Regions from separate parts of the Homo sapiens genome. Here region 1 is linked to region 2. Evidence: chromatin loops called from intact Hi-C (ENCODE). Cell type or tissue: MCF 10A. All regions are shown on one strand.

Region 1 (5,000 bases), 110 kb after region 2:
CTTATTCTGGTAAATCTGAGCCTGCTCTTTTGAGGCCTTTCTAAGAGGCTCCTAAATGTCACTCAAAGTTGATAGTTATTTAAGATAAAGATGCTCCAGGTCTCAGTTTTTGACTTCTAGATGTTCAGCCAGGAAATTTCTTCAGTTCTTGGAAAATGATAAATTCTCAGAGGATAGCCCTTCCAGACCAGTCTTTAAATGATGCAGCTCAGAATGTTGCTAGGAATCTGAATCATCTAGCATGCCTTTGAAAATCAGTCCCATAATTATCTGAAGGGCTCCTTTAATTAAATCCATGTTTCAGGATGCTTAATCCAAACTGAAACATTCCAGAAGTGTACTTACCGAAAATAATATATTGTGACCATTTAAACCCCTGGTGCTTTAAATCAGCTACACTATAGTGGGTACTCCAGTGTCAAGGTCTTTGTCCCCAATTCAAAGTCTCATTTAAAAAGAATAGCTTCCCTAAAGTGTAGAATCAATTCAAGTCATTGTTTCTTTATGAAGACATTTTTTGTACTGTATATCCATATGAAGCCCCCCTTCTTATGAAATTACATGTGTCTTCAAATCTTCAGGAATTTACATTTTCAATATTTTAAGCAATTTTTTATTTTTAAACTTATGCTTTGTCATAATCCTGTGATTTTTAGGTTAAGGTTGAATAAAAGAATCATCTTTGAAGGTGCAATACCTGAGGCTTCCAGAAAGGTTATGTGCCTTTCTTTATAAAACGCAGATTTTCTGGGAAAGTACAATTTTTCTGCATCTCCTGAATCATGCATTCTTAGTATTCCCAGTGTTATTTATGGTGGTTGAGTGTTTGGGGAATGTACCATGCCATTTGTTTAAATTAAGAAGATAGATTCTTAATGTTTTCTATGTAACTCAGAATTTCTAAAAGGCAGCTTAACATTCTGAGACTTCAAAAACCATCAACGATATACTATTTATTTTAAATGAGTGTAGAACTCCTAAGGGGAAGAAAAGTTCAGTCAGTATTGAAAATTATATTTGTCAAGTGTTATTGGAGAACATTTAAGATATTTTAGAAATAAATCCTGCTCAATCTTTTATTTGGGACATGTCATTTTCCTTGTGAGTATGTGAGTGATTAAAGATCTTTTTGGCCCATCTCATTAGACAAGAAATGTTGACCCTATAAATAAGACATTTTAAAAGACAGATGTGCAGAGATTCATAAGCAAAGAAAAAAGAAGCCATGAATTTAAACACACACATACACACACACACACACACAAACACGCTTTTCATGCAGCATGTAGAAGCAGCAGCTGTAGTGTTTGACATTTGCACTGGATATGCAGCATTAAACTTTACAGTTTTCTAAGCATCTCAGGTACCATTTTACATATTCAGTTGTATCCAGCTTTCCATTATTGTTGGCAGGACATCCTTTGGAATGTCTGCTCTACTCAGGAGGTGATCTGGTGCCAGCCTCTTGCAGAGAAGGAGACAAAAAAGAATCTGTAATTTAAATAAAAAATAATGGTATAATAAAATTGGCAAGGAGGCAAAATGCCCTTAAAATCTCAATATCCTGAACAAAATTCAATTTCAGAAGGGCAGAGCTTTCCCAAAACTCTTTAAAACTCTCACTCTATGATAAGGCTCTTCAGAGAGAGATACCTTCCCTTCGTCTCAGTCAGAAGTTACTTGGATTACTATGTCAGGAAAACATCTCAGAGGCATCTAAGCATGTACTTTTTAAATTAAAAATTGGCTTTGCTCAAAGTAAAATGAGACAGAAATTGTCTTGGATATATTTTCCATAGAAGCACCTGCTTTGGGTGCAACCACACATAGAAGGATTTTGGCACAATAAATTGTCCGGCCCAATCAAGAGATGATATTTTGGATATTGTTCATGGCACCTTTTAAAGGCATTTTCTAGTGTTCTGTCTAGACTCATGTTCCGAGGTCAGCACACAGCCTTAGGATACTGTTCGTTGGCTGAAATAAGAGAACAGATGAGGAAATTGAAATTAAGGTCCTACCCTCGTTAGTGAAGCTGTGTCTGAAGCTACAGGACTGAGAGCACTGTTTTAAGAAGCCAAAAATGTCAATCTTAGCCAAATGAACTGCCATCACAACTAGTATGATCCTTGAAATCTTATAACACATTTTAAAATCTGGAATTTTATTATATATTATTATATAACAAGAATATTACTTTTGATAATTGAAACATATGAGGGTGACTTAGGGCATTTGATAAAATTATCACAATTATCTTTCTTGTTTGTGGAATATGTGTATTTTCTTTTCTGCCAAAGTTAAGCACCTTTTCATTCTGTTATTTAACTGACTAATATTGAGAACAACCTTGTAAAACATGTCACTCTATGGGATATTTCAAATACTAAAGAGAATTAGTTGTGCCCACTGATCCATGGCATCCTGTCACTTGGTGACCGAATGACCCCTAGAAGGTCACCCCAACCAAAGATGCGCACTACCTGAGCGGTGTGTATACAGCACAGCAATACTTCTATCAGACTCAGCAATCAGAAAGCTGGATTTTGAGATTAACTTTCTGTGAGATTCTTAATCCAAATCTGATAGATTTAAACATAAACAACAAAATCTAAATGAAAAATTCCCATGCCTTTGAGAACCATTCAATTGAAGCTGTTTCCCTGGAATTTAAAACAAACATCGACTATCTGCATATTATATGCATTTGTCACGTACTTTGCTTTTTATCTAATTGAATCCTTTCTCCAACCTCACTTTACATAGGTATATACTTAAGCTAAGAGTTGTTAAGTAACATGGCTGAGAATACCCAACTGCTAAGTGCTGGGTCAAGACTTGAATCCAAATCTGACTCCAAAACTCTTGCTTTTAAACCATGTTGCTGCTGGGCCTGGTGGCTCAGGCCTGTAATCCCAGCACTTTGGGAGGCCAAGGCGAGAGAATTGCATAAGCCCAGGAGTCCAAGACCATTCTGGGCAACATGATGAAACCCTGTCTCTACAAAAAAAAAAATACAAAAAAATTAGCTGGGCATAGTGGCATATGCCTATAGTCCCAGCTACTTGGGAGGCTGAGGTGGAAGGATTACTTGAACCTGGGAGGTCGAGGCTGCAGTGAGCCATGATTGAGCCACTGCACTCCAGCCTGGGTGACAGAGTGAAACCTTGTCTCAAAATAATTAGCTAACTAACTAAACAAACAAACAAACAAACAAACAAACCATGTTGCTATGCCTTCAATGTTATGCTCTTTATTTTTCCTTTGACATTAACCCCAATATCCCAAAATTATATTCCTTTAAATCAGGCTTTTTAATCTCCAAAAAGGTATGCAAATTTATATGTGCATATACGTCCAGGTTTATGTATTTCTTCTAGAAACATGGGGCATGATTTTCATCAGGTTCTCAAGCTTATCTGTGATTCAAAAATGATTAGAAACCCTGATAGAGCAGTAATTAGTAACCAGTGAAGAGTGCCTCTGCCACTCTAAGTAATCAGATACATCACATCATTAAGACCTTTTAAAAATATGTAACGTATATGAAAACCACACATTGACATGTGAATAAGAAAAATGTATGGTTATTAGTATTTACACAAATAGCATTTTATATATCATTGCAATTATGGTGTTCTTCAAATTTTATATTTAGTTTGTGTCCTGTTAGAAACCAGAAAGAAACTGTTGTGCTCTAAATTAGAAGTGATGGAAAATATGTACTTTATGTTCAGAATGTTACTTGGAAAACATATTTTCTTCATCTTGTATACACTAACATAATGGGGAAACATGACATTCTTGTATGATGAGGCATAACACTGCACAAAGAGGAAACTGATGAAACCAAAGGAAAACAATTGGTAAATCATGAGTTCTTCTGTGATAAGCCAGATGTGTCAAAAGTAGTTAGTATTTCTCCTGCAAAGAAAATTAGGAGGGAAATAAAGTTAAATAGTGCCCTAAAATATGTAGAAATGATCATAGCTGAAGTTTATAGAGAGTAATAAAATGTTGTTTTTATGAATTATGGCAATTAATAATTGGCAGTATACTATGGTTCTTGTTCCAATCAGCTTATAACTACGAGATTTATTTCCTTCTCACTAAGATCATAATCACCCCTCTCTTCTGTATCTTCAAAATTCTCCTTTCATGTCAGTACATAAACATGATCAAATCTTTCCCATCTCATAGCCCTTCTCTCAATATATTTTCAACATACTGACCTCTCTTTCCTTCCTTTCATATCCAATCTAAGTCCAACTCATTATTGCAATGCTCTTGCTAAGGTTTATTGATAAACTTCTCAAAATCACCTTCTATTATCAATATTTAGACATCTTAAAAGTGACTCTGCAACATTTGACACTTTTAAACATGCTTATATTAGTCCGTTCTTGTGCTGCCATAAAGAAATACCTAAGACAGGGTAATTTCTTTTATTATTATTATTATACTATAAGTTCTAGGATACATGTGCAGAACGTGCAGGTTTGTTACATAGGTGTAAATGTGGCATGGTGGTTTGCTGCACCCATCAACCCACCATCTACATTAGGTATTTCTTCTAATGCTATCCTTCCCCTAGCCCCCACAAGCCCGGGTGTGTGATGTTCGCTTCCCTGTGTCCGTGTGTTCTCATAGTTCAACTACTACTTATGAATGAGAACATGTGGTATTTGGTTTTCTGTTCCTGTATTAGTTTGCTGAGAATGATGGTTTCCAGCTTCATCCATGTCTCTGCAAAGGACATGAACTCATCCTTTTTTATTGCTGCATAGTATTCCATGGTGTATGTGTGCCACATTTTCTTTATCCAGTCAATCATTGATGGCCATTTGGGTTGGTGCCAAGTCTTTGCTATTGTGAATAGTGCTGAAATAAACATACATGTGCGTGTGTCTTCATAGTAGAATGACTTATAATCCTTTAGGTATATCCCTGGTAATGGGATTGCTGGGTCAAATGGTATTTCTGGTTCTAGATTCTTGAGG
Region 2 (5,000 bases):
CTCAAGCCCCTTTGTAAGAGTTCTGTCTTTTAAAAGTTTGTTAACTTAGGTCAACACTAAATCCGCGAGAATGCTCCTTTCGTATCTAGGTTATGTGGTTGTTGATATAAAACCAGAAATAAGAAAGTGGTTTTATATAAATGCCTAAGAAATCTTGATCTTCATAAGGCCCAAACCTCAAGCAGAGTTAAAAGCCTGATAATTTGCATAATAACATGTGGTCTCATCTGGATTTTTTACAGAAAAAGTGGTTTTGAGTTATCTAGATAATTGCTCTACTCCTCCCCTCTTCCAATTTGTATTAATAGACATAGAAAGATAAAACTTTCAATTATCTTTGAAATCTTTATCATTATTGCCCTTCAACAGAGTCTAGAAGTGAAGTCTGAACTGACTCAAACCGGTTGAGTCTTCCCCACTATTCAAATGGGGCCGCGTCCCGATTATCAGTGCAATGTGATCACTTGATTTTAAACGCAACTATGCGTCCAAATGGCTGAGTGCAAGAGGTCGGCCGGAGATAGGGCCGAGTGCGCTGCCCCAAGCTGCGATCCCTGCCAAGCACTCACGGACAATGCACTGGTTTCCTCCAGGGAGCGTCTTCCATCCAGGGCAGCAGTAGGAGTGGAATCTGGAGCCGCACACGTTGGGCCTGTGATGGACAAGCGCGGTCACGTAACAGATAGGTAGAGGGATGCAGCAACATATAAACGGTCTTCGTAAGCAATGCCCCGAGCGAGTAGATTTCAGGACAACAAACAAATCAAAATTACACTTCAAATTATTGGAGATCGGGAGGCAGACGTGGAAGCAAAAGAGCTAGATGCTGGAATGCAGGAGGGTCAGAAATGTCTAAACACTGCCTTTCATCTGTCGTCCCTTGCCTGCCTTTTTAAAGGGCGAAAAGAGGCATGGAAACATATAATTTGCTACTATTCTAGCTTCCAGATGCAGAGAACAAAGGGACCATTCCGTTCCAAAGAATCCTTGCCCTCCTTCCCAAATCCATTCCTCCTTGGTCAACTGTTACTTTGGCCCCGACGTGTCAAGGAAAGCGCGTCGCAAGGTGGAGCGCTCGGGTTGACGATGAGAAGGTGAGCTGTGAACCCTGCACACGTCCTCAAACAAAAGGCTCACGAGCGGCGGCCCCGACGTGGGGAGCAAGCAGGCTTCTCTGGCCCCTGCAGCAGGCGGACCCAGGCCCGCCTGCCGCCGGACATTCAGAACCTGTTCCCGCAGCGCGAGCTCTGCACACGCTCTGCGATCGGCACCCCTGGACCCCCTAACCACCCGCCGCCCAACCCCCGGAGAGAGGGCTTTCCGCCCGCTGAGCTGCGGGGTTGGGAAGGAAAAGGGGGACGCGCTCCTGGGGGTCTTTGGATATTCTGGCAAAGGGGGCTGCAGCTCTAGGCTCCAGCTAAAGGGTCTGGGACGGAGTGGGCCAGAAAGCCGCCAAACTGAGGATTCCCCCCTCCCCCAAGCCGGAGCCCTAGGTGCGGAGCCGCTTGCCCACTTACCCTCGGAGCACGTCCTGCTGTCCTCGCCGGCGGACGCGGCTGGCCACTGCGGCACCCTCCTCGCGATACTCGGGCGCTAGAAACCCGCCTTCAGAGCCTGCTGTAGCGGACCGAACCTGTTGCGGCGGCGGCTGGGGCCGGGGCGGCTTGGGCGGAGGAGGCTGAGGCTGGCCGGCCGTGCCCTGCGCCCAGAGCACCACACAGCCCAGCCACAGGAAGTAGAGCTGGAGACACAGCCTCCGTCTTCTCCCCATCGCCGGCGCCGAAAGCGCGCGGCCGTAGACCCGCGGAGAGGGAGTGATCAAAGACAAAATCTGCGCGCCTCAGAAAAGAGTCAGGGTCTAATAAGCCCTTCGTCGGCTCCGGGGACTCCCTCGGGCTCGGGCTCCCTGCTCTAGCTGGAGACCTCGACAGAGCGCCGGCCCCCTGACTGCCCGCGAAGCGAGACGCGGGGCGCCGGGTCTAGCGCAGTGAGCGGCGAGGCGCGGCGGAGGTGCAGCCGGCAGCCCCGAGCGGTACACGTTGCATAACCGGCCTAAAGCCCCGAGCGACTCCAGGACCGTCAGCGGGCGGGGGAGGAAATTACAAAAGCCCTGGCGTAAAATTTCAAAAAATGTGAACCTCAAAAGAAAAAAGGGCCTGCACGCAGAGCTCGGCGGATTCCCGTGCGCTCCGAAGACGGATATTGGAAAGCTGCAAAAGTCACCAGAAAGAAACAGGCAAGCAAACAAAAGTCGCCCCCAGAAGAAGAGGAGGGTTCCCTCCGGGCTCGCTCGGAGTCCCACAGGGCAACGAAGCGCGGGTAGCGGCTGCGGAGCCGGGCGGAGGTGCGCGGGGCCGGGGCGTGCGGCCAGCAAGAGAGAGGGCGGGAGGCTGGGCGCTGGAGAAGATGCGGCGGTGGAGGGCGCGGCGCGGGGGTTTTAGAGGCCCGGCGGGGCGCGGGGCGGGCCGGCGGGCGGCGGCTGTCAGTGGGGGCGCGGCCGTCCACACGTGGGGCTCAACCCGGACTGAGAGGCCGGCGCAGAGTGGGCGGGGACAGAGTAAGGGAGAGATCGGGACTGAGGAACGAGGGGAACCAGGGTTGGGTGAGGGGAAGAGGAAGGAAGGGGGGGAGGGCGAAGGGAGGGAAGAGGACGGAGATTGGGGAGAAGGGGGGCGAACCCGAGAGGAAGGCCGGGCTGGAAGAGGGACTTGGAAAGAGGGATTGGCGAGCCCGGGTGCGAGAGGAAATGAGCGGGGGATGGGGGCGAAGTTAGGGCAAAGAGAGAAGTGGGAAAGGAGAGGGAGGGCCAAGGTCCGGGCGCCGAGAGGAGGGGCCCGGGGGGCCGGCTGGAGGGGGCGAGGCGCTAGGCGGCTTTGCTTCCCGTCCCCGTCAATTGGCCGCTAGCTCTGTTTTGACTGCCTGTACAAAGCGAGTAGACGGCGGGGGATGGGGCGATTAGGGACCGGATTTGGGAAAGGAGGCAGCAGCCCCTTCCCCTCCCCCTCCGTCCTCGCCCGGCCGCGGACCAGGGACTAGGGTGCCTAAGCGCGCCAGGCTTGGCCGGACCCGCAGCTGAACTGACCCGCAGCTGAACTTCCCCGCCGGACAGAGGCCGCAAGGTTGAGGATGAGAACGGGTCTTTCTGTAGGGTCCCGGCCCCTGACCTGGGATGGGGGGATTCGCAGTCAGCCAGGAATAGAGGCTCACGGGGCTGTTGGTTGCAGCCTCAATCCAAGAAGGAGGAGACCTCCCCTTTGCCCTCCTACCCCCACCGCCCCACCGGGAGCGGCGTCAGTCTGCGGGACCAAATTAGGGGCTGGGAGTTTCCAGATTGAAATGCGCCCTCCACCACCAAGAGGGAGCTCACGCGGCCGCGGGGGGCCGAGGCAGCCAGCCGGCGCCGCGGTCCTGGGGAGTCCGTGCAGGGGTGTGCTCTGGTGTGAAACCTGGCAGGACTCTGCCTGGGCTTGCATGCAGGGAGGGGTTAGAGACTCTGAAATGTACTAGCGGGCAGGGTGGTGACAAGGCGGGTAAATGAGGCTCGGGGCATGCCCTTGCTTCCTGGCTTGGACCCCTTCTGATTGATTAAATCCTAGCAATTGGTGCAACCCTCTGTACCTCTTAGAGTGCCTCTCACCGGCCTGCTCTGGGTTCTTCCTTTGTGGCCCTCCTTTCATGAAATCTCTGTGAAGTCCTGGTCATTTCTCATTTAGTGGAATATCACAATTTAAAAATCAAACACTCCTGAAAACAAGGAGAGACCATCCAAGCACAGTTTGCGAAACAGTACAAAAGAGCAGTGTCTGGTTTATTCAAGCCTAGAAAACCTTAGTTTAAAGGGGAAAATGTTGAATATGTATAGGAGGGTGTGTGTGTGTGTGTGTGTGTATATATATACACGTACATATATACATATATACACATAACATATATATGATATATATCATATATCATATATATCATATATCATATATATGATATCATATATATGATAGATCATATATGATATATCATATATATGATAGATCATATATATCATATATATGATATATGATATATGATATATATGATAGATCATATATGATCTATCATATATATCATATATCATATATATCATATATATCATATATATCATATATATCATATATATCATATATCATATATATCATATATATCGTATATATCATATATCGTATATATCATATATATCATATATCATATATATCGTATATATCATATATCATATATATCATATATCATATATATATCATATATCATATATATGTATTTCTGGCCCAAATTGCCCAGATGTGCTATTTGACAGCCAAAATTCTCCAGTAATTGGCACAACTCCCTCCTTTATTTCTCCATGTAGTCAAAGGGTCTGAAGGTAGTACCCCTTGTTACAGTATTCTCATAAAGCAGAAGAAAAGATAAGAGTTACATAATTTCATGTGAGACACCGATTTGTTAAAATCCAGAGAAAGAGCAATACAGTTATTTTCACGTACTTCGCTTCAAATAATAAAATTATTTAAACTAAAAGAGCTAACTAATGTAACTATCTCCTGGTTTAAAGCAGTGTTTTAGTCATACCATTTAAAACATCCTGTATCTGCTTTTTTTGTTGTTGTTGCTGTTGTTTAATACTTACGTGGCTTCATGGTTCATTCCTGTCCATCACATTAAATCTAAATGCTCTAGAATTGCCTATGCCTTTACCCTTTGATCCAGCAATTCCACTTTTAGGAACCTATATAAAAGATACATAGACAAAAAAAAATGAAATGGTGCATACATTTGACTGTTCTTTGCAGCACTGTTTATAATAGTGAAAGACTAGAAACACAAACTTCCCATGAACAAGCAACTGTTGTGTATGACTTCATCTATTCAGTGAAGTATTATGCAGCTGTCAAATATGAATGAAGAGAAACTCTGTATGCTCTTAGAGAGTGATCTCTAGCATATACAGTCTACTAAAATAAAAAAAAAGCAAG

What was found. A loop is a pair of places that touch in the nucleus more often than their neighbours do. Peaks named below come from ENCODE experiments on the same cell type or tissue, not always from the same donor. Only the 100,000 strongest peaks of a DNase experiment are listed, where the experiment ranks them.
Region 1: a loop joins it to region 2, with 3 times the contacts of the local background. A loop is called at or near these places in 3 of 110 quality-filtered maps.

The regions. Positions count from the first base shown.
Region 1 is chr5:128,645,556-128,650,555 of GRCh38, forward strand. It overlaps LOC105379167 (a long non-coding RNA gene), which reads right to left. Exons shown (of 3, transcript XR_948768.3): 2 at 1,368-1,491. Among named protein-coding and RNA genes, the nearest start is that of FBN2, 110 kb to the left of the region's middle. In MCF 10A, no CTCF peak of the experiment used is centred here; no DNase peak of the experiment used is centred here.
Region 2 is chr5:128,535,833-128,540,832 of GRCh38, forward strand. It overlaps FBN2 (fibrillin 2), which reads right to left and starts at 2,413. Exons shown (of 65, transcript NM_001999.4): 1 at 1,518-2,413; 2 at 570-652. The coding sequence starts at 1,771. RefSeq lists enhancers at 83-1,013, 2,739-3,239. In MCF 10A, no CTCF peak of the experiment used is centred here; DNase peaks (open chromatin) are centred at 1,779, 2,069, 2,619 and 3,359.